2 separate regions of the Mus musculus genome follow, and region 2 is linked to region 1. A link is a loop called in an ENCODE intact Hi-C map of the cell type or tissue named here. Cell type or tissue: heart. All regions are shown on one strand. Each heading gives the region's core, and the rest is flanking DNA. Links, peaks and the distances in the headings are about the cores only. Region 1 overlaps Nhlh1 (nescient helix loop helix 1). Region 2 overlaps Atp1a4 (ATPase, Na+/K+ transporting, alpha 4 polypeptide).

Region 1 (15,398 bases), core at 6,983-11,982:
GCTAAATGTGCTAAGGACAGAGCTGGGGGATCTGGTAGTCCTGAGCAGGTAGGTGCACGTGCTGAGAAGAAATACCTTTTCTTTGGTTCTAATGGGCAGAATGGGAGGGCCTGTCTACTACAGTGGTGATGTAAAGGAGGCTGAGGGATTGTGAAGGACTGAACCAGGTGCCTGTGCCAAGGTCTGCCTTATATCCCAGTCCTCCCCACAACAGCCATCTCTGAGTTTGGCCCTTCCCTCCCTCAGCGAGAAACAAGGGTGCAGAAGGTTCCAAAGCCCCCTCCCCGCCCCCCCCCCCAGTTGTTGCTCTACCTTTCACTTTAGTATTATGTAAAAACCCCCACTTAACACAATTTGCTATCACAACAAGTGAGTGTAGACAGAGCCGGAGCAATATTAAGCATATTCTCATTACGTGAAACTCATCTCCAGAACTTTTTCATCTTGGCAATGTGAAATTCTATACTGTCTAAAGAATGGCTAGCTCCCCTCTGCCTCAACCTCCAGTCCCTGACCACTGTTGGGCCACTTGGTTTCTGTGAATTGGACTACTTTAGCAACGCAAAAGAGTGGAGTCACAGTATTTGTCTGACTGTTGACGTCGCATGGTATAATGTCCTCGAGGGTTAGTCTCCTTTGCAGTGTGACAGGAATCTGCATTCAAGGCTCACAGTTTATTATGAATACATCGTTTCTACATTGTATTTGTGCAGTCCTCTAGTAGTGGACGGTTTGAGTTGCTTCTGCCACTGCTCTGAGTGAGAGCATTCAGGTACCAACCTCTCCCGAGTGCTTTCTGAGGAGCATCCAGGCGATGGCCCGTAGCAGGTGAAACACTTTCAGACAAGGGTTTTCATTTCTTCATACTCTTGCCAACACTGGTTTAGTTTTAAGGGTTTTTTTTTTAAATATTTTTATTAGGTATAGTTTTAAGGGTTTTTTGTTTGTTTGTTTGTTTCTGTTTTTGTTTTTTAAATACATTCTCTGTCTCTGGTGGATCTGAGGTGAGCTTTTACGCTGGTTTACTTCACATTTTTAGTGGTCAGTGATGTGCCATGTATTCGCATATGTATGTTGGCCATTTGTGCATTATCTTTGGAGAAATGTCTGTGCGAGTCCTTTTCTCATTTTAAAATTAGGTTTTTCGATATTTTGGTTACTCCAGACTTTTCCTTTTTTGAGACTGACTATCCGGAATAGTCTCAAATTCACAATCCTCCTGCTCCAGCCTTCTGAGTGCTGGGGTTACACAGGAGTGAGCTGCCACGCCTACGTAGGAACTGCTTCATTCATATGCTTTGCATATTAACCTATGACCAGACTCCTGGTTTGGGACCGTTCCCTGATTCCATAGGTTGAATTTTCACTGTGGCAATTGTCTAGCGTTCTACAGTTAAGTTTGGCGTCGACTTCTTTTTTTCTTTTTTCTTTTTTCTTATGCTTCTGTTCTCATATTCAGGAAATGACAGCCCAGTCCAGTGTCTCGAGTGTCTCGAAGGACTTCACCTCTGTTTACTTCTAGGAACTCAGCAGTTTTAGCTTTCGGTCCTCGGTCCTCTCGTTTGACATTTGCTTGCTTGCTTTGTCCTTCCCTCGACTTTTCTCTTTCCTCTGTTATTCTTCCTGCTCCTTTCCAACCTGCTGGTCTCTCTAGCGTTGGACAACTATGAAGCCAAGTTCGGCTCTCCTTTACCACAACTCCCAACTCACACCTCAGCTTCCCCCGACCCCCTCCCCAGCCACACCTTTAGCGGCCAATTCTCAATTCGTCTTTCTCTATTTCAGGCTCCAGGCTGGAATCTTGACCATGGAACTTTGAAGTAACTGCTTCCCAGAGCTCAGTGGCAGACCCCGGCACTCCAGGCCCTTGCTGCTTTCCTCCTAACCCTCTTTGAAGCTCCTAAAGGGAGGGGTGGGGAGAGGATCCGCATTTCCCTAGGTGGGGGGTTTTCCACCATGATGCTCAACTCCGATACCATGGAGCTGGACCTGCCTCCCACCCACTCGGAGACCGAGTCGGGCTTTAGCGACTGTGGGGGCGGACCGGGCCCCGATGGTGCTGGATCCGGGGATCCAGGAGTGGTCCAGGTCCGGAGCTCAGAGCTTGGAGAGTCCGGCCGCAAAGACCTGCAGCACTTGAGTCGTGAGGAGCGCAGGCGCCGGCGCCGCGCCACGGCCAAGTACCGCACGGCACACGCCACGCGGGAGCGCATCCGCGTGGAAGCCTTCAACCTAGCCTTCGCCGAGCTGCGCAAGCTGCTGCCCACTCTGCCCCCGGACAAGAAGCTCTCTAAGATTGAGATCCTACGCCTGGCCATCTGCTATATCTCCTACCTGAACCATGTGCTGGACGTCTGAACTCAGCCCGCATCCCACCCTGGATTCTCCCCATTTCCCTGGGCCTCTCCAGAGCCCCCTGTCACCATACATTACTTAGAATGGCCGGCCCCCTCCCATCCCAGAGGACCAGGCTCACATCGCTAGTCCTGAAGGCGGTTTCTTTTCATTGGCCCAGGAATGTGAAGGATGTTCTTATGGGTTCCTTCAGAGAGTTGTTCCGGCCTAGCTTGGTCAGAGTTGCTTGCCAGAGTGGTCAGAATGGAGTCCGTGCTGGGTTTACTAAGCCTAGCCTCTCTGCACAGCTGCTGCCTCATCTATCCTATGCCCAAGTTTTCAGAGACCCCAGACCCTAACTCTCTTTCTGGCAATGGTGGGACTCAAAATCGGAATGGGAACTGACTAGCGGCAGAGGTTGAAGGAGCGGGTCCCCAACTCCCAGACTTTTCGGTCCATTGGGGGGGGGGCAGTGGCGGGGGTGGGGGGGGGGAGGAATGGGCTCTTGGGATGGCAGAGAGATGACGGAGGTGAATCCTGGGTAGCCAGGGATTATAGGAAAATTCTGCCTTTCTTTTGTCTCTCTCAGTCCTGAGGCTTAGGATATACAGACCTCAGATCTAACTTGGTAGTGAGTGCCTTGCCTTCTTGGAGCTGTCCGGCCGCTCCCGGTCCCCTCCCACCCCTGCCACCCAGAATTCTCCCTTTCCCTGTGCCGGCTAGAAAAAGGAAAACCTTAGTCCTGGGATAAGGATGACACCCCCAAACAGCCCAGGGCACCTTGCAGAAGGCTCAGGCCCTGGGTGGGGCCGCTCCACAGCAGCTCCTTCCATCCCAGGGGACCCTTGAAAACATGCAAACCCCATCAGCTCCTCCCTCAGATGCAAGGGCATGCCTGCTACTGCCCTCTACGAATGCTCTAGGGCCTTCTTATTACATTTTTCCCCTTCCTTTCTTAAACCGCCGTGGGAAGGAAGGTGACCCGCCCATGCTGCTGAGCCCCACCCACCTGCCCATTGTAGCCTTGCGACCCAGAGTCTATGGGCCTTAAATTCCCTGTAGAAGAACTCACTGCTTTTCTCTGCTCCATCCATCCTCACACCAAACTCCTAGCTCTACAAGGATATTTATTTATGTATTTATTTATTCACTTATTTATTTATGTATTTATTTATTTATAAATATTACTATTTATTACCGAGTTATGCACTTTGGGGTAGGGTGAGGGGGGCTCCTTGCAGCTTGCTTTAGCTGAGGTCCTCTTGCTCTCTCCCGGGTCACTTCTCTTCTTCTTTCTCTAGTGCAAGTATGTGTGGGGATCCCTTCACCCACCATACTGGTACCCCTTCTTCAGCTCCATCTGTCCCTATCCCCTTTCCTCTGGAATAGTGTCCCTTCTCAGCCTCCCAGCTTCTAGGGGGTCCTTTCTCAATCTCTCCCTGCTGCCCCCACCCCGACAATCCCCCTCCAGTCCTGTGTACTCCATTCCTCTTACCAGCCCTGCTTTTCCCCAAACCACCAAGAGCAGACCCTGGGATCTGTGTCTGGTGTCCTGTGTGTCTTTGTCTGGTTGCATTCCTAATTTCCTACAAAAAGAAAAATTAAAGTGACCTCGATCTAGTACCAGATATGACTGTGACTCCTTTGTGTTGGAAAGCTGGCCTGAAGGTTATGTAGGGCAGCTATCAACAGTTCTGGCCATGGAAGCCTCTTGCTAGCGTCTGTATCATGAGAGCTTCAAGTCATAAGTAAATGAAGACACAGAAGAGGGGCGACAGAGAAAAAGAAGCTATGTATCGTTTTAGCATTCTCGGAGTGATTCTGCTTTTCACATCCTTCTCCCCGTGGTCTTGAGAGAAGACAGCTGAATGTCCTAATAGAACCTAAGTTAAACCTGCGTCCATGGGTCCCTGCTGCCGGAGAAAGCCAGGGCATAAAATCAAAGCATTTCCTTTTCGTTTACCATCTACATCAAAGTTGCTTGGAACTTCAACTCCTGGTGTGCTCCGTGCTCCCCAGCATTAGATACAGGAGAATCGTGATGGAGAGCGTGTTACTGCGAGAATGAGGATGGGGGCAGTGCTGAGTGGCTGGGCTTGTAAGGCTGAAGCAGGTAGTCATGGGTTCAAGTCTAGCCCCAACTAGAATCTAATCTATCCCCAAATCCTGCCCAAAAACATCAAAGGGGGGAAGGCGCTGAGCTGGCATCAGAGGGATTCTAGGAAGCCCCTAAAATCATTTTGGAAAGACATTTAAGCCCAGAGAACACCTTGCCCAGCTATTTTTTTTAAGATTTATTTATTATTTATTATTATATGTAAGTACACTGTAGCTGTCTTCAGACACACCAGAAGAGGGAGTCAGATCATGTTACAGATGGTTGTGAGCCACCATGTGGTTGCTGGGATTTGAACTCTGGACCTTCGGAAGAGCAGTTGGGTGCTCTTACCCACTGAGCCATCTCACCAGCCCGTCACACAGCTATTAAGGACACATCTAAAACTCAGACCCCAGATGTAGCTTCTTTTGGGGGATGCGTGGATCGATTGAAGACAGGATCTCACGGAGCTCAGACTGGCCTTAAACTTGACATATAGCTAACGGAGATCTGAAACTTGAGCTCTTGCCTGTTAAACCTCCCACGTGCTGGGATTACAGGTGTTTACTGCTATAGCTGGCCTCCCTAAAGAGACCCAGCCTGATGGGTGGTGCTCTTTTGGACCCCCTGTTTAACAGGAGAGATAAACAGAGAGGACCCCTGCATGATTAAGAAGGCAAAGGTCTGGAGACCACGCTACAAAGGAAGTAGAAGATATACAGGGGGAAGGGACCAAAGGCCTCACACACTTATCTGTCTTGACAGGAATATATTTAGGGGCTAGAATATTATATAAATAAATATATATATAATATATTATATTATATATATATATATATTATAGTATGTATTAAGGGCAGTTAAGTTGGTAAAGTATATGACTAGCATGCCTGAAAACCTGGATTTTTTTCCCTGGAGTTACATAAAAGGGGTTGTACTGACACCTCTAATACTGGCACACTAAGGTGGAGGCAGTTAGATCAAAGTTACTCTCAGCTACTGTTGAGGATCTGTGAGACTCCGTCTCAAACACAAAGCAAGCAAAGAGCAGATGTGGAGGTAAAAACCATTCTCATCCCTGATTACTAAATGAAGAAAATGGACGTCCTGTGTGCGGCCCCACACACGTCATTGTCAATGTCACTGAAATGGAGCTCTAGGATAATAGATTTTAACTCCAAGAATAACTTTGCGGTTGTTGTAGTACCCGGAACTGTTCAGCCTCAGAAACACCCAGTCTAACAAAAAGGAATTCAAGTAGAGGGGCTGGAAAAATCCAGTCTGTAGAGAGACACTTAGAGCACATTCCCACTTCAGGTGAAACACTCTGGCTGGAGACCCTGGGAGAGCCTCTCCTGGCTTTGCTTGTAAAATGGCTGAAGGTAAAGGCTGTGGGGAGAAGATGCAGAGATGTCCTCCGGTGCTTCAGATATGACTACTGCATGCCATCAGCAAGAGGGGTTTAGATCAGGGCTGGGAAGGAACTCCCAAGATTCCATGTCTGCTTCCTTGTGTGTGAGTTAAATGAAATATTTTATGCCCAGAGCCTGGTGAGAGCGTGGGCTGAACTGAGACCAGGGAAATCTGAGAACTCCAAGAGACTAATGTCCGAAGGACCCCGGAAGATCACCAGGTCCAGTTTTTTCCTCCCTGCCTCCTTACCTTTCTTCCTGCCTGCCTTCCTTCTTTAACTTATAACAAACCTCAAGGCCAGGTATCTCTATGTAGCTCGGGTTAGCCTCTGACTGGCCATCCCTCTGCCTCAGTCTCCCCAGTGCTAGAATTACAAGGGTACACGACTGTATCTGCCCAACAACTTCAACTGTTTATTTATTTACTTATTTTGAGACAAAGTCACATTAACTAGCCCAGGCTGGCCTTTAGCCTGCCATCCACCTGTTTCTGCCTCCCGAAAGCTTGGATGACAGGTGTGTGCCACCATGTCTGCTAACATCCTTTGTTTCAAAGACAAGTGCCTATATTGAGAAAGGTACCGTGACTTCCTATGATGATAGTCTGGGATTATAACCCAAGCCCCAGGGGCTGGGGTGTGATTCCAAGTATGAGCACTATGCCTTGTGCTCAGGGAGCACCTCGTGGTCCCTCCCAGGCTGGAGAGCGGAAGGGTCAGGGGCCCCTCCCCTCCCAGGTCCCTCAGGGCCTGAGGATGGCGAGAGGGGACCGCTGCAGCTGTTCTGCTGCTAACTCCAAATTTCTTCAGATAATCAATTGGCCTCGGCTGCCGGCTGCCGCTCTGCTCTGCGTGGCAGGACAGGGAAGGAGAAAGAGAGGGAGGAGAGCATAGGAGATTGGAGGAGGGGCACACGGGGGTGGGGGGGGGAAGAGTGTGACATACAAAGTGGAGTGGTGAGGGAGATGGCAGTCTCTGGGCTGAGGGAAGGAGAGAAAAGTGGGGGCTGCAGAGCTAACGGGCAGGGAGAAAGGAAAGGGACAGAACACCACGGTTCATCTCACACTGTTCCAGAACCAGCTCCTGGGCTCGAAAGTAGGGTGTGGTGACTCCTGGATTCCCAGGACCAGGGAGGCGGAGACAAGAGAAGCCCCCCCCCCCAAATTTGAAGCCCAGGCTTGGTTATATAGAGAGTTCTGGGCCAACCAGGGTTACATAGCAAGATCCTCTCTCAAAAACCCAAAGAAGAAACAAAATGAAAGAAGACAGAAACAGGAAAACAAAACCCAGATCCAGAGGCAGCGGGTTGTGAGCAGAGTGTGTGTGTGTGGTGCCGTGGGAGGGTAGGTTATGAAGGACCCAGGAGGGGGACAATCTGACTCGGCACCCCTCTTTCCTCTTCTAGCTCCCACGCACAGCATGCCCCTCTTTCGGCTGTTCATGCCCCGGTGACCACAGGCCCCTGATTTTCTAAGTCCTGTGTCTGCTATAATAATTGCTCCCCTGCCCTCTGTCTCAGAAAGCCCTTAAGTCAGTGACAGCAGAAGGCAAGACCCCAAGGGCTTCATAATGGGGTCTCTGAGCCAGCCCTTCCTTCTCTCTCTCTCCCTCTCCCTCTCCCTCTCCCTCTCTCTCTCTCCCTCTCTCTCTCTCTCTCTCTCTCTCTCTCTCACTCACACACACACACACACACACACACTGTGCTGTAGACTGGCAGACATATGGCTCCTTTGTGCCCACACAATGAGGGTCCTGTTTGTGCCCCTTTACAGCCTGGGCATAGAATGCCGGTGCTTCTCTCTCAGCTCCCCCCACCCCTTCCTTCTCAATGCCCGGAGGAGGGCTTGCCTTCCCTGCCTCCTCCTCTTCCTCTTCCTGGAAGGCCCATCCTTTATCTTCCTGCTTCTTTCTAAAGACCTTGTCTGTGCTCTCAAGTTAGACCGGGTGGAAGGCGAGAGCTAACAAGAGAGTCACCTCTACAGATCATTAACACAGAAGAACACAGAAACCCATGGGCCTGTAAGACTGGGAGGTGTGGAGTAGGGGGAGAAGCAGGCCAGGCAGCAGGCAGCAGCAGCAGTGCTGTGCTAGAGGGGAAAGCCCAGCCCATGCGTGGTAGCCAAAGGCCTGGTGGTGATCCAGTTCCCTTCCCTCGTCCCTCTACTCCTCCCTCGAACCCTCCCCCTCTCTCTCTTCTTCCCTCCATCCCTCCCTTGGTCCCTCTCTCCCCCTTCCCCCTCCTCTTCCTATTAGTATTTTTGAAACAGAGCCTCTCACTATTCAGCCCAGGCTGACCTTGAATTTGCTGCAATCCTCCTGCCTCAGCTTTCTGAGTGCTGGGATTAGGGGGTAGGGGTGGGCTACCACGCCTGGTTCATCTTTACCCTTCACACACAACAATAAACAGACTGCCTGCTCACCTGACAGCTTCTTCACCTGTGAAGTGGGAAGACAATCAAGGCCTGTCAGAGGGCTAGGGGGATTAAATGGGGTCTGCATGAAAGTGCTCTGTATGCCGGCAGTGGTGCTGCAGGGTTTTAAACCCAGAACTCCAGAGCTGGGGAGTGGGGGTGGGGGTGGGGGAAATCTCTGAGTTTGAGGCCAGCATAGTCTAGGACAGCCAGGGCTACACAGAGAAACTCTGACTTAATAAGAGACAGAGAGACAGAGAGAGACAGAGAGAGACAGAGAGACAGAGAGAGACAGAGAGACAGAGAGAGACAGAGAGAGACAGAGAGGCAGAGAGAGACAGAGAGACAGAGAGAGACAGAGAGACAGAGAGAGACAGAGAGGCAGAGAGAGACAGAGAGGCAGAGAGAGACAGAGAGGCAGAGAGAGAGACACACGGAGAGAAAGAGAGAGAGACACACACACAGAGACAGACACACGGATCTATTTATACAATACATATCAAATGATACCTCGGGGAGCACTAAGGGCCAACCTGTACTTCTGCATAGTTTGTTCACTGTGCAAAGCAATAGAAGCGAAAGGGTCTGACTTTCAGCTCTTCCACCAGATGGTGTGTGTGTGTGTGTGTGTGTGTGTGTGTGTGTGTGTCTGCTTTAGGGAGAATGCATACATCCTCAGAGAAGAGGCCCTGAGTTCAAGCCTCTCACATGCGTTCCTCAAAACTGGGCAGGAGTTAATCTTCTTTAGAGAGTTGGGAGTAAGAAGTCTGTGAGTTATACTAAGCTAGGACTGGAGAAATGATAGATAGCCAAGGAGTTGAAAAAACCGAAAAGGGTGTCAGAGGCAGCTGTAAGGGGCTTTTCCTCTTCCTTCCCCAGGCCGCTGTAAATCTCAATCATTGCTTGTTGAACACTGCCCCCTGCTGGCCACTAGCAGAGATGGTCTCCCCCACCGCCCCCAGTCTTCGTTTTCCTGGTAGAGAGGGGTTAAGAAACTGAAAATGGGGACAAAGAGCAGAGAAACTGCTGGTGGGGCTGCAACTCAGGATTCTGTTCCTGGGAGGTGAGGGAAGGTGGTACTGACTAGGTACATCGACTAGACTTTGCGTTTTATGCATTCATTGACTAGAATCTCAAATCCTTTAAGTCTGTGGTCGTTTCATTTGGTGTGTGTATGCACCTACATCTTGATGCTTGTTTCTTGTGCCCTTCCCCCCCCCCATTATTTTTAGTTGTGCGTGTGCACTTACACACATACACACACGCACACACGCACCTGCACACAACAGTGTAGGTACCACTGGAAGCCAGAAGTGCTGGATGCTCCAGGACTGGCGTTATACTCGATGTGGGTGCTGGGTACCGTACTCCTCTGCGAGAGCAGTGCACACTCATATCCTCTGAGCCACTGTCCAGTCCTTTCCTACCCTTCCTTATGTAAGAACCTGGGTGGCAGCTGTCCAATAGGGAGCTGTTTTCCCCACTTCCCTTGAGGCGTCTGCTTTCCCTCTGACTTTTACTTCTTTCTTTCAGCTCCATCAGCCACATGGCTGTTTGCATGTTCCAGTTTTTGGTCCCCCTCCTCCTCTGGTTTCTGACCCACTTCATTCTCAGTTCAGATTCCAGCTTTTGCCTAGCATGGATCACTTGATCTTCCAAGAGAAGCAAGGGGAGAGAGGTCTGAGGTCACAGCCTGTCTGCCATCTAACTCTTTTTCTTTTTCTTTTTTTTTTTCTTTTTATCCTCCATGGCATTCACATCCAGCCTTCCCTTTTATAGTCTTAGAGAGGATTGTATTTCGTCCAGTGCAACATGTATCTGCTGCAAACTCATGTGTATCCAGCGTTGCTGCAGGTTCTACTACAGGCTCTGTGCCACTCCCCTCAAATCTACTTAGGATGGGATGTGGGGGGCATAGACTTGGAAATGCATGAGATATGTGTAAGGAACAGACGTGGTACAAGGAAGGCTGATGGGGGCTGGAACAGGTAAGATCCAAGCTGGATTCTGAAGGCAAATGGGCTCCCAAAGGTTAGCAAGGTGATTATAATGAGAGCTATTGCATGCTGCCAAGAGCTCCATCACAGATTCCCTTCTCTGGACACAGGCACTCTCTTCCCATGTGTAGGAGTGCTGATTCTCTCTCCAGGACTTGCCTTGGGAGGGAGGAAGCTCCCTCCCTGGGGCGTCTGCATGCAAGGACTGGTTCTTGTGGGCTATCCCAGCCTGAGAATTCTCGTGGGATCATCGGAGACCTTTGTAGCAGTCCTATGGTTACCTCACACCTGGGAGCACTTGCCTGCGTCCAGTGTCAGAATCAAGGAACCCAGCTCCCCACTGTGGATGCGGCTTAGCAGTAGCATGCTGCTCGCTTACCACGCCTGTGTGAGGCTCTGGGTTCAGTCGCCAGGAATGAAAATAACAAACAGAACACATAGGACAAAACAAAGCAGGATTCTAGCAGGGCATGGACAATCCCAATGCTTTTGTAGCTAAGGGAAAAACAAAACTAAACAAAACAAAACAAAAGCCACGTCTATTTCCCAGGGAATGATCCTTGGGACAGGAATATTCCAGGCAGAAGGCAGCATTGATGTGAGGGGTGTGGATCCCTGAGAACGTTTTTGTTCTTGTTTTTTTTCCTAACCAGTTTGCTATTACCAGAACAAAACCACCAGGTGGAAGAGGAATGGATAGTGGTCAGGTAAGGCAGATAGTGTTCAGTCCTTGCTACCCACTGACAGGAAATCAGTAATAGGGTATAGGTGTCACCATCATTTTTTTATGTTAAAAATGTCACTTTAAGAGTCTGCAAAGACAGTCCAGCAGTTAATACTGTACACCGCTCTTGCAGAGGACCCAAGGTCTGTTCCCAGCATCTAGGCTCACAGCTGCCCAGGGGATTTGACACCCTATTCTGGCCTCTAAAGGCACTACATTTATGTGTACATGCACACATAATTAAAAATAAATTAAAATCTTTTTTTTTTTTAATGTCACTCTGAGGGTGGGAGAGATGACTCTGCAGTTAAAGGCACCGACTGCTCTTCCAGAGGCCCTGAGTTCAATTTCTAGCAACCACATGGTGGCTCACGACCATCTGTAATGGGATCTGATGCCCTCTTCTAGTGTGTCTGAAGAGAGTGACAATGTACTTGTATACATAAAACAAGTAAATCTTTTTTTTTTAAAGTGTCACTTTTGGGGCAAGCATACTGATACACTCCTATAGGCCAGGTACTCAAGAGGATCATGGGTTTGAGTTTAAGGCCAGCCTGTGATACACAGCAAGTATGGTTTAAATGAGAACAGTCCCCATAAGCTCATATGTTTGAATGCTTGGTACCTAGTTGGTGAAACTATTTGGGAAGGGTTGGGGGATATGACCTTGTTGGAGATGTGCACTGGGGTGGGCTTTGAGGTGTCAAAAAGCTTATGCCATTCCAGTTGGCTTTCTCAGCTCAGCCTTTGTTTGTGGATCAGATGTAATCTCTCAGCTACTGTTCCAGTGCCATGACTGCCTGCCTACTGCTGTGCACTGCCATGCTGGTCATGGACTCTACTGTCTGAAACTGTAAGCAAGCCCTCAATCAAATATGTTCTTTTATAAGTTATTTGGTCATGGTGTCTCTTCCAGCAATAGAAAAGTAAATAAGGCAACCAACCAGATCTTGCTTCCAACCCCATATATATATGTGTGTGTATATGTATATATACATATATATAATATATATGATATATCATATATATCATGCACACAGAGCTTGTATATAGTTAAATATAGAGATACATTGTGATATGTAACGCACACACAGACACACACACTATAGGGGTTAGACCTATGTAGGGTGCAGTTTTAGGCAGCTGCTGCAAAGCTAATTGCATAAAGTTTTGTATTTGGCCTGTAGCAATGGGGAAAGGAAAACAGGTTTAGGAAAGCTCTTTAAATGGTAAATCAATAGGTTGTGGTAACTTTGTGCACAGGTATGGTGGGAGAGGTCAGATGGGGTTTGTGATGGGCGTGGTGGCAATAGAGACAAGCAACAAGAGAACATACAAGCGATGTCTGAGGCTCCTTCTATGGAGCAGTCTAGGACATTTGCTTCTTGGGTTTGTAGCTGAAGAGCTGGGTCTCTTTACTAGAGCTCATTCCAGAGACCTCCAACTCTACCCTAAAGAGGCATCTTATCTTCTGCTCCCCACACCTCTCCTGCCACGGCCCAGCGGGGCTGACAGCGGGCAACCACCATTCCATTGCCCTGGCTATCACCCCTTCCTTCTCTTTCCTCCCCCCTGCAGCCTGTCGTCAGCTTGCCCTCAGAGGCTACCATCCTATCTCCTAGATGAGGCTGAACACTCCCGCATGACCACCAGTGCCTCTGTTTTCTTTCCAAGGAGTTCTGCAGTTGCTTAGATGCTCCCCTTACCTCCCGGGTCTCTCTTCTCCAGTCCACCATGTAGTCTGATATCAGATTTACCCAATCACAATGCAAATCTAACCAGGACACTTCTGTATCCAGGTCTTTTTCATGGCTACCCATTATTTCTAGAATAAAACTCACATTCTTTAACAAAGAATGAAGTTTTGGTTTTTGGTTTGTTTTTGTTTTGTTTTGTTTTTTTTTCATGGTAGCTCTTCAGCCACTCTGCCCAGCCTGAGATGCCACTCCATCTTTTGGTGGTTTTTTTTTTTTTTTTGTTTTTGTTTTTGTCTTTTCGAGACAGGGTTTCTCTGTATAGCCCTGGCTGTCCTGGAACTCACTCTGTAGACCAGGCTGGCCTTGAACTCAGAAATCCGCCTGCCTCTGTCTCCTGAGTGCTGGGATTAAAGGCATGCACCACCACGCCCGGCTCTTTTGGTGTTTTGTTTTGTTTTGTTTTTGATTTTTCAAGACAGGGATTCTCCCTTTAGTCCTGGTGTCCTGGAACTAGCATTGTAGGTCAGGCTGACCTTGAACTCATAGAGATCCACCTGCCTCTGCCTCCCAAGTGCTGAGATTGAAGGCGTGCGCCACCACTGCTTGGCCCATTCCTGTATTTTATGGTCTGGCAGTTCTCTTAAACTCAGCACTCTCTGACAAGTGCTGCACTGTGGAGGTTTGAATAGGAATGCCCCCCATCCCCACCCCATAGACTTACGAGGTGTGTGAATGCTTGGCCCACAGGGAGTGGCACTATTAGGAGGTGTGGCCTTATTGGAGGCGGTGTGGCCCTGTTAGAGGAAGTTTGATCCTGTGCAAGTGGAGCTTCTACCCAGGGTGGAATTCCAGTCTCCTCTTGGCTGCCCGCAGAACACAGTCCTCTTCTGCTTCCTGAAGACGTAGAACCCTCAACTCCTCCAGCATCATGTCTGCCTGCAGGCGGCCATGCTTTCCACATGTATGTTTTCTGTATAAGAGTTGCCTTGGTCATGGGGTCTCTTCACAGCAGTGGAAACCGTCACTAAGACACAGCATATGTCCTACTTCAGTGTGTAGAGTAGCCTGGTTCCTTCATCAGCCCTTACCCGGTAGCATCTGTGCTCTGACCTTCATCTGTGTAAGTCTTACTCATCCTTCATCTCCACGACCTTCTGAGATGCGGCGTCTTCCAATAGCAGCAAGGCAGACCCCACTCCACTGTGGTCCTTCTCTGCGTAAGCGTCTCTCTGTGGCTGCCCTCTCTGCATGGAGATTTATTGCTCTCTCACGTGGATGTCTATGTAACCTGGGATAGATGTTTTAAAGTCTCTGAGCAGCTCTTTCCTTACCAGGGATAGCATGTACGTCCCCACGCTGGTGCACGACAGTGCTCAACAAAACGGCATCTGTAGCAGGGTCATTAATGCTCGTATGGTCCAGTGCTTCCGACTGTTGAGTTGGCTCAGCGTCTGCTTGCTGCTACCCACCTGGACAAGATGGGTTTGTTTCTCTCCTCAGATGGGGCTTTCACAAGTTATTTCCTCCAGAGCTGTATCTTGGTTTTTTTTTTTTTTCTACTTCACTGGGATCTACAAGTTAGTTGTTTGTTTGTTTTTAAATCATGTAAAAAAATTGACAAAGTCACACATGTCTATTCCACACCATTCAAAGAGTGCTTAAGTATGTGGAGTTTGAACAAACATCCAAATCAAACCCCTGAACTGCATGCGTGTGTGTGCATGCTTGTGCAAACATGCACATGTCACTGTGTGTGTGTGTTTGTTTGTGTGTGTATGTGTTTGTGTGTGTATGTGTTTGTGTGTGTGAGTGTGTGTGTGTGAGTGTGTGTGTGTGTGTGTGTGTGTGTGTGTGTGTGTGTGTGTGTGTGTGTGTATGAGGAGACAGTTGTGGAGTGGGTTCTCACCTTCCACCACATAAGTTCTGGGGATCAAACTCAGGTTTTCAGGCTTGGCAATAAGTTCCTTACCTCGTGAGCCATCTTGTTGCCTCCCCAAAGTAATTCTCTCTCTCTTCCCTCTCTGTTTTTTTGAAAGAGTCTCTCTCTGTAGCTCTGGACATCCTGGAACTCATTGTGTAGACCAGGCTGGCCTTGAACTCACAGAGATCTGCCCACCTCTGCCTCCTAAGTGCTTGTATTAAAGGCATAGACCACCAGGCCTGTCCCCTAAAGTAACTCTTGTTAGCCATTTTGAGAAGGTTCTTTCAGACTGTATTTTACAAGTATTTGTAAACCTTGGAGCGCTAGTTTAATATTATAAGATAAAGTTGTCTTTATGGCCTGGAGAGATGGCTCAGCAGTTAAGAACACTGTTCTTCCAGATGACCCAGGTTTGATTGCCGGTACCCACATGACAGCTCCCAATTATTTATAACTTCAGTTTCAGGAGAGCCCACCATTATACCATAGGGATACCAGTTGTTTCTCCATGTTTTCTGACTTTAGACAGTGTGGTCAGACTCCTCATCCTCCCCACAGGATTGCATCCTTTCTTAAACCCTGGCTTAAAACCTGTTGCTCCTGTCAGTCACAGCAATAAGAAAAGAAACTAACAGACACACGCCACTGTTTAGTTTTCTTCTAGGGATATATTATAAACACATTCTATAACACCTTACACAGAGACTAACACCACTTTTACAACCCATACATGAGGCATGTATTGTAATCTCTTAAACTATTTCCTGCAGATTATCCATGCACACAGTTAAGCAATTGTATTTTT
Region 2 (15,398 bases), core at 6,416-11,415, 200 kb before region 1:
TAGAGTCATGAAAGAAGAGAAGGAAAAAAAGGCTTATTATAAACTAACAGCAATATTTTTTAACCAATTAACTATTTTTCCAAAAAAAAATTAGTGTCATCTTACATTTTACAAATCTCTTTAATACCTAACTTTATTTTATGTTTGTTTTCTTGAGACAAGGTCTTACTATGTAGCTCTGATTAGCCTGGAACCCACTATTATGTAGATCAGGCTGGCCTTGAACTCATAGAAATCCACCTGCCTCTGCTGGGATTTATGTATGACACTATACCCAGCATTTAATTTCTAGTTTTCTAATAGAAAAATCTGAATTCTCATACCTTTTGATATTAAATCTACTGGGATGTATCATGACATCTTTGGAAAACTTCAAGTGTTATCTTTCTATTAGTGTGACAAAATATCTGAATCTGTGGTGTTTGGACAAGAAGGGTCCCCATAGATTTATATTTGACTACTTTGTCCTCAGTTGGTGGAACTTCTTGGGAAGAATTAGAGGGTGTGGCCTTGTTGGAGGAAGTGTGTTACTGGGGCTCTAAAGTTTTAAAAGTCCAGCCATCCCCAGTAAGCTCTGTCTGTCTGTCTGTCTGTCTGTCTGTCTGTCTGTCTCTGTCTGTCTCTCTCTGTCTGTCTCTCTGTCTCCCTTTCTCTGTGTCTCTCTGTCTGTCTCTCTCTCTCTGCCTTGTATCTGTGGATCAGGATGCAAGCTCACAGCTACAGCCTGCCTGCTGCCATAATCCCTGCCATGATGGTCATGGCTCTAACCATCTGGGACTGTAAGCCCCAACAAACACTTTGTTGTGTACATTGCCTTGGTCATGGTATCTCTTCACAGCAATAGAACAAAGTAACTTAAGACAGAGACAAACAATGTAAAGGAGGAAGGAGTCACTCTGACTTGGAGCTAGGAGGGTTCAGGCCAGGGTCTCTTGGCTCCACTGCTCACACTTCATCTGTGGGGAGGAAGGAAGCCACGTGATGGAACACAGCTGCTGACTTCATGGCAAATAGGGAGATGAGGGGAGAATCCCAACATACCTTTCAAGGGCACCTCCCAGCAGTCTATTTCCTCCCCTGAACTCTCCCGACAGCACCCTCACAACACCACCATCAGCTGGGCGTCAGGTAATTTGGGGAATATCTAAGAGTCAAACCATAACTTTACCATACACTTTTTTTTTTTTTGAGGCAGGGCCTGACTATGTAGATCAGGCTGTCCTGAAATTTGGTGGCCAATCATCCATTCCTCAAGGATGAGTAAAGATGACAATGATTTAGTATTGTTACTAAAAGCTTTAGACTCTTGAGAGAATATTGAAGCCCCTTAGGTCTTTTTGAAGACAGGCTAAGGGAATGGCTGATAGGTTCTGGTAGATTCTATTATCACATAATATTAAGGAAAAATCACAGAAGCGCATGCATAAGGCCAGAATAAAATCCATACATTGGTGTCTTTAGTTTGATTTTTCCCTTGTTTCCAATTTGGAAAGCCAAAGTGTGAAGGACAAGATGTTTCCAGCATCATGGATCATGGCCCCAGTTAATCTAGTATATTATAATCATCTCTATATGTTTGTTTCCCAACTTGAGCTCCCTAAAAATAAGGAACATTCTTGAATTTCATTCATTCAATTGATTGATTATTGTGAGCACCTAAGTTTATGTGTGGAGGTATGATTGTGCCACTGCATGCACACAGAGGGCAGAGAACAACTTGTGGAATTCAGTTCTCTCTACCATGTGAGTCCAAGAATTAGACTTAGGTTGTCATGCCTTGCTGCAACCACCCTTCCCTTGAGATGGTTGTCATGCCATCTCAGAGTCCCTTTGGGTGGAGACCATTCCTATTAATGATGATATTCTCAGCTCCTACCACATGACCAAGCCTCAAGATAAAATACTCAAGTTCAAAAGGTTGTAAACCAATCCACACACAAATGCACAAACAAACAAAAAAGCTCTCTATGAGTAAGCATGCTAAATGAAACCCCTTCTACAATACAAATTCTTATTGGAAAGAATCTTCAGAAGGCTCTTCCGCGGCTGCTTTGGGGTAGACCTATCCTGAGGCTATAACCAGTAGGTCCTCTCGCTGTAACTGGTTCTTTTTCACAGCTGCCTCTCCATCCTTATTTCTTCTCTACACAGGGTCTTAGCATCCTAGAAGCCCAGGATATTCTGTTTCAAAATGGACCGAATGTACTAACTCCTCCTCCAACCACTCCAGAGTGGGTCAAATTCTGTAGACAACTGTTTGGTGGCTTCTCCCTCCTACTGTGGACTGGTGCCTGTCTCTGCTTCCTGGCCTATGGCATACATGTAAATTATTACAAAGAAAACGCCAACAAAGATAATGTGAGCTTGCTCCCTCCCCCCAAACTCCCAAATTCTCCTCACCCAAATCCCCAATAGTTCAGAAGTTTCTGGGGAAGCTCTTGATCCATCTTGGTCTCCTGCAAACTCTATCTAGAAAGCTTCTAGTTTAGCTCCCTAAAAGGCGTTATTCTACCAGTCTACTCGCCAAGTGGCCATCACAGTGTTTCTGCAGTCCCTCCCTTCCCCTTTTGAAAGATTTATTTACTTATTTAACGTATATAAGTACACTGTAGCTCATCTTCAGACTCTAGCTGTCTTCAGATACATCAGGAGGAGGGCATAGATAAATGGTTATGATCCAACATGTAGTTGCTGGGAATTGAACTCAGGACCTCTAGAAGAGCAGTCAGTGCTCTTAACCTCTGAGCCATCTGTAGTCCCCCATTTCTTATTCAGAATGCCAACCTCTTCATCTCTTGCTTTCCTTGGCTCATTGTCCACCTCCTGCCGATAGAGGGAGAGGAAGATTCTCATTCTCTAGGAGTTTTCTGACCACTCAACATAATAGGTTAGGTCTTCATTACCAAGGAGCCGGGGAGCCAACCCTTCCCAGATCCTCCTGGACCCTCAGTCCCATGACTTCCTCCAGCCAGAGGAAGTTGTTCCCTTGGCAATCTGAGGATGCAGAGGGAAAAAAGGATGTGCTAATGACACTTTCTCCATCTTCAGCTGTACCTGGGGATTGTACTATCTGCCGTGGTCATCATTACCGGCTGCTTCTCATATTACCAGGAGGCCAAGAGCTCCAAGATCATGGAGTCTTTTAAGAACATGGTGCCTCAGGTACGTAGGACTTGTGTGGGAAGAGCTAGTGAGAGGAAGTGCAGATTGTGAGGAGTTATATAATCGCTCAGTCCCCGGGGGGACTGTCACACACAGTGGGTGCGCTAAGTGGGGCTGGTGATGAGGAGCCTGGAAAGTACCAGGAGAAATGGAAATCAAGCTCCGATGACAATAGCCACAGAGTGTGTCACTGAAAGTGACAAGGAAATGAAGAATGACCCTCCACAACCTAAATAAGGACATCTATTGAAAACGAAGCCGCTGGGGAGACTGACCTTAAAGGCAATGTATTTGTGATTTGTGGAAATGTTCCAGTTTTTAAAAAGCTAAAAGGATATGGCGATATTAATATTCTGGTAAAGATATGAGTCCTGGGCCTGATGCTATGTTGGGAAATAATGCCTTAAAGAGACATTTTGGGTCAAGTGCCAAAAGCTGAAATGTATGCAGTAAATGTGAGCATTGCATTAAAATCAAACCACTTGAGACAATCACTGTGCTGTCATAGAAAAGAATAACCTAGGGGCCAAGAGATGGATCCGCAAATAACAGCACTTGCTGCTTATGTTGGCTAATTTTATGTCCACTCGACACACCCTAGCATCACTTGGAAAGAAGGGATTCAGTTAAGAAATATACCAGATTGGCATGTGGACAAGCCTGTGGTATATTCCCTTGATGGATGATTGATGTGGGAGGCTCCAAATCACTGTGGACAGTGCCACCCCTCAACTGTGTAGTCCTGGGTGCTACAAGAAAGTGACTGAGCAAGCCTAGGGAGAGCAAGCCTGAAGTAGCACTCCATGGCCTCTGGATAATGAACTGTGATGTGGAATGTTTAAGTGACATAAATCCTTTCCTCCCAAAGTTGATTTTGATTGTGGTGTTTATCCAAGCAATAGAAACCCTAAGAATCTGTTCTTGCAGAGGACCTGGGTTCTGTTCTCACATCCTGATGGTGGCTTACAACCACCTGAAACTCCAGTTTCAAAGGATTCTCACCTTCCTTCTCTTCTGCCCTCGCAGGCACCGGGCATGAACATGGTGCATATCTACATACATACATATGTATATATACACACACACACACGTATATATGTGTATACATGCATATATATGTATGTATGTATGTATGTATGTATGTATGTATGTATGTATGTATGTATGTATATATATAATATTTTTAAGAGAATGAAGATTACATAATTCTTTGAAAATGCACACAGAAGTGTTTAGGATAAACTACCATGATGCATCTAACTTTGAGACAGGAAAGAATGAAGCAACTGAGGTGGACAGTTAGTGAGTGAAGGCAGGTGGAAGTTTTATAGGTGTGCTTGTCACTATTCTTATTATTGAAGCTTTTCTGAAATTTAAATTTTATTTTTTTAAATTGAATGTTTTTAAAGGTATCTGGAAATAGTATGACAGCAGATTGGAGTTCCTAAATACAGGACTAGAGGCTTTAAAACAAAAAACAAAAAAACCATCAAGTCTCCCAACTCATGCGACAATATCATCATGTTCCACCCCTGTACCCTAGGATGCTCTTCTCCTGTTAATGTCAACATGATTTAAACCTTTCTTTGAGTAAGAGTTTTGACTGGGATCTGGGAGTTTATCGGGTGGCACTGATTGCCTAATGTACCACCCAAACATGACTTTTGTCACCGTTCTGTGCCTGTGCTGCTGCTCTGGTCTAAGCTGGCTTCAGCTTGCTCTAGGGAGAAATAGAAGATAACCTTATTCACTCCTCGGTTGAAAGGATTGAGATGTTCGCAGCTCTTGCTTGTTCATGGGAACAGAGGGGTTCCCAGGAACAGCAGGGCAAACCTTAACAGGAACAATTTTTTTTAACTAATTTATTTATTTACTTTACATCCAGATCCAAAGTTTCCCATCCCTCCTCTCCTTCCGGTCTTTTCCCTCTTCCTTCCCCCATGGTCCGCTCCCCCTCCCTTTGTCTTCAGAAAAGGAGAGGCCTCCCTTGGGTATCCAACAGCCTTGGCACATCCAGTTGCAGTAAGACTAGGTGCATCTTCTCCAGTCGAGGTTAGATGAGGCAGCCACTCAAGGGGAAAGGTCCCAAAGGCAGGCAACAGAGTCAGGACAGCCCCTGCTCCCACTATTAGGAGTCCCACAGGAAGACCACAACTATAAGATACGTGTGGAAGGACGGCCTAGGCCTAGGTCAGACTCCTGCAGGCTCCCTGGTTGTCGATTCTGGCCCCTATGGGTCCAGGTTAGTTGATTCTGTGGGTTTTCTTGGGGTGTCCTTGACCTCTCTGGCCCCTATGACCCTTCCTTCCCCTCATCAGGATTCTCCAAGCTCCACCAAATGTCTGGCTGTGGGTCTCTGCATCTGTGTATCAAATAGTTTTTTAAGCCTTTATTTTTATCATTTCTACTAAAAATCTTCTGGGCCAAAAATAAAAAATAGTTTACATGGTCAATTCTACATTTAGGGACAAAGAGATAGATCCCACCTCTTAATGGAAAGGCCATCAAAGTCCCATTGCAGAGGTTGTGCAGACAGCAATAGTAGACCTAACACAGAAGGACAGAGATGGAAGTGGGGAGGGTTGGAGCGCAACCAGGAAGTGCAAGAGGCTATCTAACATTATCTTCCTACAGCAAGCTCTGGTGATTCGAGATGGAGAGAAAATGCAAATCAATGTAAGAGATGTGGTTTTGGGAGACCTAGTAGAGGTGAAGGGAGGAGACCAAATCCCTGCTGATATCAGGGTTATCTCGGCGCAAGGATGCAAGGTGAGGAGATGAGGAAAGCTATAGGAGGGAGCCTACGGCAATGTGTGGCTCTAAGGCACGGTGAAGACCTGGGCTTAGTCATAATCCAATCTTCTTATTCAGAACCTTGAGACAGTGATGAGAGTGGTTTGGGGGAAAGAAGGTGAGGTTCTAGGAGTGCAGATATTTATCTCTGCATGTTAATGACGTGATGGTTCTGACAGATAAAGTGGTGCTGCCTTCATACATGAATCTGACCTTTGTCCTATGACTGCCTTTTAACTTCTCCTTCCCATCCCAGGTAGACAATTCCTCCTTGACTGGGGAGTCAGAACCCCAGTCTCGCTGCCCTGATTGCACTCATGAGAACCCTCTGGAGACACGGAATATCATCTTCTTCTCCACTAACTGTGTAGAAGGTGAGTATTGTATATCATCTGCAGCCCAGGCTCAAAAAAAAAAGAGGTGGAAACACATGGCTTTTAAAACCTTCTGTTTTCTAAAGGTTTCGGGGTAGGAAGACAGTATCAAGGTTGGCTTCTCCATCACTCAGGTGCTTAATGACCTCTGGGGGTGGGGATGGGGGGGGGTGGTCAAAGACATCATTTCCAAATTTGTATACTGTTAATAAAAAAACTGCTACCCATCGATTGCTTTTGGACTAAATGACATTAAATGCTTAGCACAAGGTCTATTACACTGTAAGCATCCTGAAGTTGTTGACCATGGTTTGAACTGGTGGAGAAAATAGCACAGAATAGAGGGACATTATCCATCTCTGCCAGGTCACTCTTCTACCTCCTTTTACCTTCCAGAGGAAGCTACCAACACTGCAAGCTTGAATTATCAGAGCTGTCCCTCAAACTCTGCCATTCAAACACTGGCTTTGTCCCTAGGATGAAAGAAAGGCACTCCTGAGCCAGCACTCACATCCTTCTCTCCTTTGCCCTTTGCCCTTAAGGAAACCCAAACATACTCCAGAGTCTACTTGCAAATCATCATTAATGCTTAAGATCAAATGTCTTAGTGTCTGAAGATGGGTGCTTTCTATGGAATATATAAATGTATATAACTGTAGTGTCAAGCACTATAAACAGTTTTTGTTCTGACTCTCACAATGTCACACACAAAACTCTATGAAGTCCATAGAAAGTACACGCTCACCATAGTTTAGAGTATGACCCAACAGAGAAGAGGGAGACTAGAGATTCTAATGAAAGTCTGTCTCCAAAGCCCACGCTCTTGCCTCCACTTCCCACGCTGCTCTACACAGAGTGCTAACGACCTCTCTTCATTAAATCGCTTCATTTGAAAATGTCTTAATAAGAACAATAATGTTCAATATACACTAAGGGAGAACCCAACCAGAAAGAAATTATATCATTTGATGTATACACAATGTATAAAACATAAATATTGAATGTACAGAAAAATACAAATTAGCAAGACTCCTCTTTTTTAAAAAAAATGCTGTATTTTAGCTGTTATGTTTTAGGAGAAAATTTGCTCAGGTTTATCTTTCTGAAGTAGGTTTTTCATCAGCTAAGTCTAGGCTGCTGACAAGCGGGTTAGGCAAGAGTTGGTGAAGGTACTCCAGCTGAGAAACAAGGGTCTATCTGAGAGAAAGGGGGATTTAATAGGAGACAAACAAAATCCTAATGTAGCCAAGAGGGTAGAACTAGCTAGATAGGCTAAGGGATTTTGTTTTGTTTGTTGAAATATCTCAGGTCTTGCTATGTAGCTCTGGCTGTCCTGGAACTTGCTATGTAGACCAGGCTGGCCTTGAACTCACAGAGATCCCTATGCACCAGCTCCAGAGTGCTAAAGTTAAAGAAGTGTTCTACCATGCCTGCCAAGCTAAGTTTTGTACAAGTTGCTACGTAATAGCCTTTGCCTTATACCAGTTTCCCCTTTAACCTTCACCCCAGACCAATTTACAAATTAGTAACACAAATACAGCGTTATCCTGTCCCCAGCCTTCGTTACTATGGTCCTTGATAGGCAGTGGCACAAACCTCTCTCTTTGTGTTCCCATGCTTCCAGGGAACCCGATCTCTCTCTGATGACACATGCAAGGTGTACGAGGGAGGGAACAGTCTGTCCTAAGACACAGGATATTTGCCCTTATCAGTTTTCTTCCGGTTTGATGCTAACCTGCTCCATCTCCAGACACACAGGGAGCATTTATTACATTTAATCATTTCTAGCTAGATATGTGAACAGAATGGATTTAAACGACACGACACTGTAGCCATCTTATCAAAATACAAAATACCCATCTTATCAAAAATACAAAATCCTTTCAGTATCTTTCAGTCATTTTATTACTTTCATAAAGGTTTAGAGAACCTGTCAACCAGTTCAAAGGTTGTCTGCAGTGTGTTTTACATTGTGACCCTTGCCAGAGTCTCCTTCCCCATAATACTGGCCTAATCCATCCAAGAACTCTACTATTAGATTCTTTTTTAAATAGTTTTGTGTATGTGTGTATGTGTGTATGTGTGTGTGTGTGTCTGTCTGTCTGTCTGTGTCTACATATGTGTCCTACATATACTCAGGAGCCCAAGGAAATCAGAAGAGGCAATCCCTCAAACTGCAGTTAGAGACGGCTGTGAGCCACCATGTAGGTTCTCAGAACCAAGTCCAAGTTGCCTGCAAGAACAGTAAATCCTCTTAACCACTGAGCCATCTCTTCAGCTCCATGTGCCTTGGCTGTTGCTGAAGGCAATCTTAGAACTGGAGACCACCAGCTACCCCGCGCCCCTGTGCTAGTGGGATCTGCTCCTACTGAGACACATGTATGATTTTACACTGACTGTTTGATCTTTTATTCACTGGAATAAAGTTGAGTGTCTACCATACATCCAACCGTGTTCTAGGCTTTTTCAGAGATATTTGATTTCACAGTTTTGTGGGTTCTTTGTTGTTTCTCCTCTTCCTCCTCCTCCTCTTCCTCCTCCTCCTCCTCTTCTTCCCCTCCTCCTCCCCCCTCCTTTTCAGCCTCTCAAATACTGGGTTTCTAGGTGTAACTCACAGGATCTGCACTGTGCTTCATCCCATGTTTAATAAGAGGAAGCCATAGTCTTAGGAATCATGGAACTTTATCTTGGGGTGGGGGGAACTACTTGTTTAAAAAGTTGATGGTTCAGCCTTGTGCCCTTCTGCTTCTGAGATGAAAGTTCTTTCCATGGGTTTCTGTCCTTGGTCATTCTCTGACTTGAATGGTAGGAACAACAGGCTCTATGGGGCAGCAGAAAGAATGGTTTTAAACAATCTTGTTTCAAAGTTGTGGGTGAGTGTCCTGTACCATGTGTGAGTAAAGTCAACTACATAGGGCGCAGAGCTGGTGGGGGGAAAGGCCCTGGAAAGGCTCAGGGCACAGGTGTTATGGCTGGTGCCACCCAGCAGAGGTCAGACTAGCTCTAGTCAGAAAAGCAGGGAGGGGGCTCCTCAAATAGTGACACTGAGGACTGGAGAGGTCTTTGTTCTGAGGGAGCACTGTGGGGTGCTTAGCAGCCTGTGGCTTGCACCCTTCCTTTTCCTGTCTGCACAGAACCCCTAGGTCTTACTGTAGGGATTCCCCACCAGTTCCCCATAACTCACTCAGTCAAAGTTTGCCACGAACTACCTCAAAATAGCATCAGATGAGAGCTCAGTCCCATGAGACTCTTCCTACTCCAGTCTCTAGTCCAAGTAATAGGCTGTCATCCATACTTCTGACAGGGTGGCTGTGAACTGCGATTCCCAGGACTTTTTCCTTAAGGCTCTCAGAAGTCAGGGAAGCACGTGGCCTACATTTTGCACTCATTACAGATGATAGGAGACAAGTGAACAGGCAGATGGGAGACACACACAGGGCCTGGGATGTGGGCAGAGATGTGAGGTTTCTGTATCCTGAGTATGCTATCCTCCAGACATCTCCATGTGTTTGCCAGGCTGGAAGCTCTCCAAACACAGTTGTCTTGGCTTTTAATGGATGTTTTATTACATAGACGTGACTGGTTATATCATTTGCCATTGGTAATCAACTCAACCGTCAGCCTCTCTCCCCATCCTGGATGTTGGGTTGTAGAGCTGAAAGCCCACCCTGTAATCCCATAGCTGGTTCCCCTGGCAACCTCCTCATCCAGTGGCTACCCAAGAGCCCAAGAGTTGCCTCATTAAAGCAAAAGGTTCTCTTACCACCTAGGGATTCTATGGAATTTAGAAGCTCTCTGTCTGATATTCCTATCATGCCAGAAACTATAAAGTGTCAGGAACCTACCATGATAAAAAAAAGATTCTCCTAGCAAAACAACCAAAAGATTTTAGAAGTTCAATGTCAGTAACTGGGGTGGTGATACCAGCCCAGGCAATCCTTACTCTACCACAGTAAGGAGTTATAGTGTCTTTCTTCATTCACAGGAACAGCTCGGGGTATTGTGATTGCTACAGGAGACTACACAGTAATGGGCCGGATTGCTTCCCTGACATCAGGCTTGCAAATGGGCAAGACCCCGATTGCCACCGAAATCGAACACTTCATCCATTTGATCACAGCTGTCGCGGTCTTCCTCGGTGTTTCATTTTTTTGGCTCTCGATTATCTTGGGTTACACCTGGCTGGATGCTGTCATTTTCCTTATTGGTATCATTGTGGCCAATGTGCCGGAAGGGCTGCTGGCCACTGTCACTGTGAGTAAACAAGGGTGGGGAGGGGTGACCTCTGAGCAGACAAATGACCCCAGGGAAAGGAAGTGTCCCTACTAACACTTGTTGTTAAGGAACATCTGAAGTGAGGGGTATCCCTGAGATACATAGAAGCGTCAGAAGCAATTTAGTTCCCACGAGCACTGCACTGCCTTCCTCTACCTGTGCCGCTGTGACTACTCTGTCTCCTCCGTGAAAGAGGAAGCAAGATGCAACAGAGAAAGGATCATGCTCCGGTCTCAGGTGCACTGGCTGTGTCGGCCAAAGCACTTAAGATCATCAGGCCTTGTGCATTTGTTAGTTTATAGAGCAAGATTAATTTAGGATTACTGAATTCCACCATAATGGACTTCGAGGCCACTTAAAATCAACCTTTGAGCCAACACTGGATGCCCTCTATAAAAACCCATGGAAGATAACTGTGGTTTGTTTCTGAGGGTGACTGACATAGCTCCTTTGTCTCAGCCCCGTCTTGTTCTTAGCTCACTTTAGTTAAACTGAGCAGAAATATGATTCCCTGTTCCATCCTGGTTTTCCCAACCAGAATAAGCTGGTTCTTTGTGTCCTAATGGCCTAAGCCCTCCACCCCCATGACAACCATCATGACTCCTCAGATTCTCCAAGTAATCCCTTAACCATTCTTCCTATGACACGGTCTTGGCTCTCTGTCTTACTAATAACTTGTTTGGGAAACTTGTTGCTCTAGTTTTGTTTTGTTTTTTTTTTAAGATTTATTTATTTTATGTATGTGAGTACATTGTAGTTCTCCTCAGACACACCAGACAGAAGAGGGCACCAGATCCCATGATAGATGGTTGTGAGCCACCATGTGGTTGCTGGGAATTGAACTCAGGACCTCTAGAAGAGCAGTCAGTGCTCTTAACCACTGAGCCATCGCTCCAGGCAGCATATTCTGGTTTTTCTATAGTCATCTTAAAATAGAAATAAGGATAACATTTAGGGTGTGTTAGGACTAGTTTTAAAATGCTAGGAACTAAGGATATAGTGTAAATAAATTGTAATTCCATAATTGGGATTCTATACTTACCTATTCACAGCACAATAGTTTGTTAATTTTTAAAAACCACCTTAGCTTCCATTTATGATTTTAAAACAAATGTTCTGGTTTAAATGATTTCCCCGGGGGCTTTTCAGTACTGTGACATCCTTTCCCAATGTCATTACCATTCCCTTCTGCCCAAACTTTTCAGACACTATTGGCAAGATGCCCTATCCATACATAGCACTGTATACCACAGTAAAACGTGACCCAGCGATGTGGTCCTTGTAGAGAGCGGATCTGAAAGACAGGGAGTGGTCTGGGATGGAAAAGAGGCTCCTGAATGAAAGATCTAAATGCGTCCCGGGGAAGGAGCCTGTGCTCTGTGACAGACACAGGAGTGAGGCGCACACTGAAAACTCTCGCCATAGACCATTTCCTCAGCATCCCTTACAGAGATCACAGGTGGGATTTCTAAAGACCGGGTTAGAGTAAAAGGGAAATAAAAATAATCAAATTTCCAAAGCAAAACAACCTGACCGGTCTCCACCTCGATTCATTCTTTCCCCTTTCGGTGGCCTTAGGTGTGCCTGACGCTGACCGCCAAGCGCATGGCTCGCAAGAACTGCCTGGTGAAGAACCTGGAGGCCGTGGAGACGCTGGGCTCCACGTCCACCATCTGCTCAGACAAGACGGGCACCCTCACCCAGAACCGCATGACAGTGGCGCATTTGTGGTTTGATAAGACTGTGTATGAGGCCGACACCAGTGAGGAGCAAACCACGGGTAACAAGTGGCCCTGGTAGCCAAGAGCGGAGGATTTGGGGTGGGAAGTTTAGGCGATAGATGACGCCAGATAAACAGGAGAGAGCAGGATCGTGGACAGAAGCGGGAGTGTGGGGGCCATAGGAAATATCACGCCGGGCGATGGTGGCACACGCCTTTTTTTTCTTTTCGGAAAACCAAAAAGAAAGAAAGAGAGAAGAGATACCATCTCTGTGCAGTGTTTAGGTGCGAAGATGAAAGTGAATAACCCCTGCTGCGCGCCTTATGTAGCTGAGAATGAGCTTGGCCCTCCCAGTCCCCCTGACTGACCTCCCCCTCAACGTCTAACCCCTTGTTTTAAACTCCGTGTGTTTATAGCTCTTCCTCTTCTTCTTCTTCCCTAGGGAAAACGTTTCCCAAGTCCTCAGACACCTGGTTTTACCTGGCTCGAATCGCTGGCCTCTGTAACCGGGCCGACTTTAAACCCCATCAGGAGTCTGTTCCCATAGCTAAGGTATCAAGTTGAAGTGGAAAGAGGGCACCTCAGTGACTAGTATCACCTGTCTGTCCCCTTCCAGAAAAGTCTGCTTTTCAGTGGTTTTCTACACATACCCTTCCCTCCCCGTTCTGCCTCTCTGCTTGTCCGGATGGTATACCCCTGGGACTTACTGTACACTCCCATCCTTGCAGCGGGCAACAACAGGGGATGCTTCCGAGTCAGCTCTCCTCAAATTCATTGAGCAGTCTTACAACCCCGTGAGCGAAATGAGGCAGAAAAACCCCAAGGTGGCGGAGATTCCCTTTAACTCCACCAACAAGTATCAGGTACAGAACTGACAAAGGTGGCGGGAGAACGGTGGGGGCCATGGACTCGCCAGTGGGGGGAGCTATGCCTTTGCCTCCAGCTTTGGAGCAGGGCACTCGTTCAGGAGCGCTGGCATCCCAACTAACAGGAAGGCTCACCACAAGGAAAGTGACAAACGCTAAGGAGAGAGAAGTAGGTGATCAAGGGAGAGAGTCTGAGCAGAAGGCTCACCCATGTTGCCTGCAAAGAGAGCACGTCATAAAATGCTAAGATGGGCAGAGGCAGCTGAGGCAGGATACTGGGAGTCTCACACAGCTATTAGTCTAAACCAGTGTCTGCTATGAAATTCGCCAGTGTAGACAGCTTATACCCCCCTTCCCTCCATGAAGTCCCTAGGGCAGCCATCATGAGACAGTTAGGAGTCGAATGCACGTGTGTCATATTTTTCTCTTTTTGTTTGTTTTTTGTTGTTTGTTTTGTTTTGTTTTGTTTCCGAGACTGGTTTCCTTTGCGTAGCCCTGGCTGTCCTGGAACTCACTTCCAGGGTTATATTTTTCACCTTCAAAAACATTGATTCATTATCCAGGTAGGTGAGGGAGAGAGGGTGAGTGATGGTCGGGGATACAAATAAGGAAATCCAAAGAAGCTACGCATGGTGGTTCATATAACCTCCACCTATTACCTCAGCAGCTGAGAGAGGGCTGAGGCAGAAAGATTACTCTAAATTTCAGGTAAATTTGACCTATAGTATGAGAGACCCTGTCTTAAAAAGGAGGAGGAAGAAGAAAAGAGGAAGAGGAGGATGAAAAGGAGGAAGGAAGAAGAGGAAGGAGGAGAAGAAGGAATAGGAGGAAGATGAAGAGGAGGAAGAGGAGGAGCAGTAATAGTCCATGCCTAGGGATGGGGGAGGGGATGAGAATCCAAGCTAACTTCAAAGAGGATTTCAGTAGAAAGTAGAGTCCCCTTGCTGAGGCTGGAGGCAGCCTTAAGCTAGTTTGCTCAGGCAATGGTTCCTCCAACTCCTTGAATTTCCATGAAGACCAGACATTTGAGTGTAACAGGGTTACGAAATAAGACTCCTAAGTCAGTTTTGCCCTTCTGTCTTCAGGCATAAACAAAATAACAGTCTATATGGATTTTTAAAACCCAATTACTTGTACTTTCTGATGGAGCACTAAGGGCTAAGTAGATCCACACTTCCCATCGAAACTCGCCTTAGTCACTGTGATAAAAAAGAGCTCCCGGAGCTGCAAAGAAGCTGCAAACTTTATTCCTACTTTTTTTTTCCTGACACTTGGTGGCCTCACTAACCAGACAGGAATTCTGTGGCTTGGCAGAGTGTGAGTAAGGCCTTTGGATGAATTAGGCACCTCTCCCTCCATGTGGTTAAAAATAAAAGTCGAACATATTCATGACATTGTTGGAATGTCTAACAAGGAACCAAGTCCCCCACCAAATTACCATATGAGTGCTTCTGAGCTACTGAATACCATTCAAGTGGCAGAACTGGTCTCTGTGGTACACGGTGTGTGACAAGCCAGCCCCACTGGACTCAGCTCCAGCAGGCACTAGCTCTGACAGGCTTTGAGTGAACTACTATAATTAGCTTGCTCCAAGGGCAGAGACTCCAGTCTTTGAAAGGAATGTGTCTTACTTAGCCTGTTAGTCTCTTACCATCTCTGAAATAGATTGTAGTCTGAGCATTTCTGATTTCTCTTTCTCTCTCCATCTTCTTCATATCTTCTTTATATAATCTTTATTTTGTGGGAGGTGGGGTTCACTGTGTAGCCCTGTATGTCCTGGAACTCACTTTGTAGACCAGGCTAGCCTCAAACTCAGAACCCATCTGCCTTTGCTTCCTGAGTGCTGGGATTAAAGGCATGCACCACCACCACCCTGTTCTTTATGTATTTTTAACAACAACATTTTTGGGGGGACAGGTATGGTGATATATTCCTTTAATCCCAACACTCAGGAGACAGAGCCATGAGGTCCTCTGTAAGTTTGAGGCCAGCCTGGTCTATAGAATAAGTTCCAGGCCAGGCAAGGCTTCATGGTAAAACCCAAACAAACAAACACAACAACAACAACAACAAACCCCCACCTATTTCTTTTTCCTTTCTTTCTTTTCTCTTTTTCTTTTTGAGACAGTGCCTCTCTACATAGCCTGGAACTCATTAATGAAACCAGGCTGGCCTTGAACTCACGGAGATCCACTTGTTTCTGCCTC

What was found. Peaks named below come from ENCODE experiments on the same cell type or tissue, not always from the same donor. Only the 100,000 strongest peaks of a DNase experiment are listed, where the experiment ranks them.
Region 2: it touches region 1 in a loop (6-fold over the local background); 3 of 42 quality-filtered maps call a loop at or near these places.

Annotation. Positions count from the first base shown.
Region 1 is chr1:172,040,856-172,056,253 of GRCm38, reverse strand. Nhlh1 (nescient helix loop helix 1) reads left to right here. Exons shown (of 2, transcript NM_010916.2): 2 at 1,786-3,962. The coding sequence starts at 1,957. The coding sequence ends at 2,358. Among named protein-coding and RNA genes, the nearest start is that of Nhlh1, 9.0 kb to the left of the region's middle. In heart, for the core only: a CTCF peak has its summit at 9,169 (motif pointing left); a DNase peak (open chromatin) is centred at 9,173; H3K4me3 peaks cover 822 bases; H3K27ac peaks cover 844 bases; H3K27me3 peaks cover 1,092 bases.
Region 2 is chr1:172,241,817-172,257,214 of GRCm38, reverse strand. Atp1a4 (ATPase, Na+/K+ transporting, alpha 4 polypeptide) reads left to right here. Exons shown (of 23, transcript NM_013734.1): 4 at 2,152-2,358; 5 at 3,049-3,162; 6 at 5,797-5,931; 7 at 6,212-6,329; 8 at 10,315-10,583; 9 at 12,183-12,384; 10 at 12,768-12,877; 11 at 13,054-13,188. Among named protein-coding and RNA genes, the nearest start is that of Atp1a4, 8.9 kb to the left of the region's middle. In heart, for the core only: a CTCF peak has its summit at 9,318 (motif pointing right); no DNase peak of the experiment used is centred there.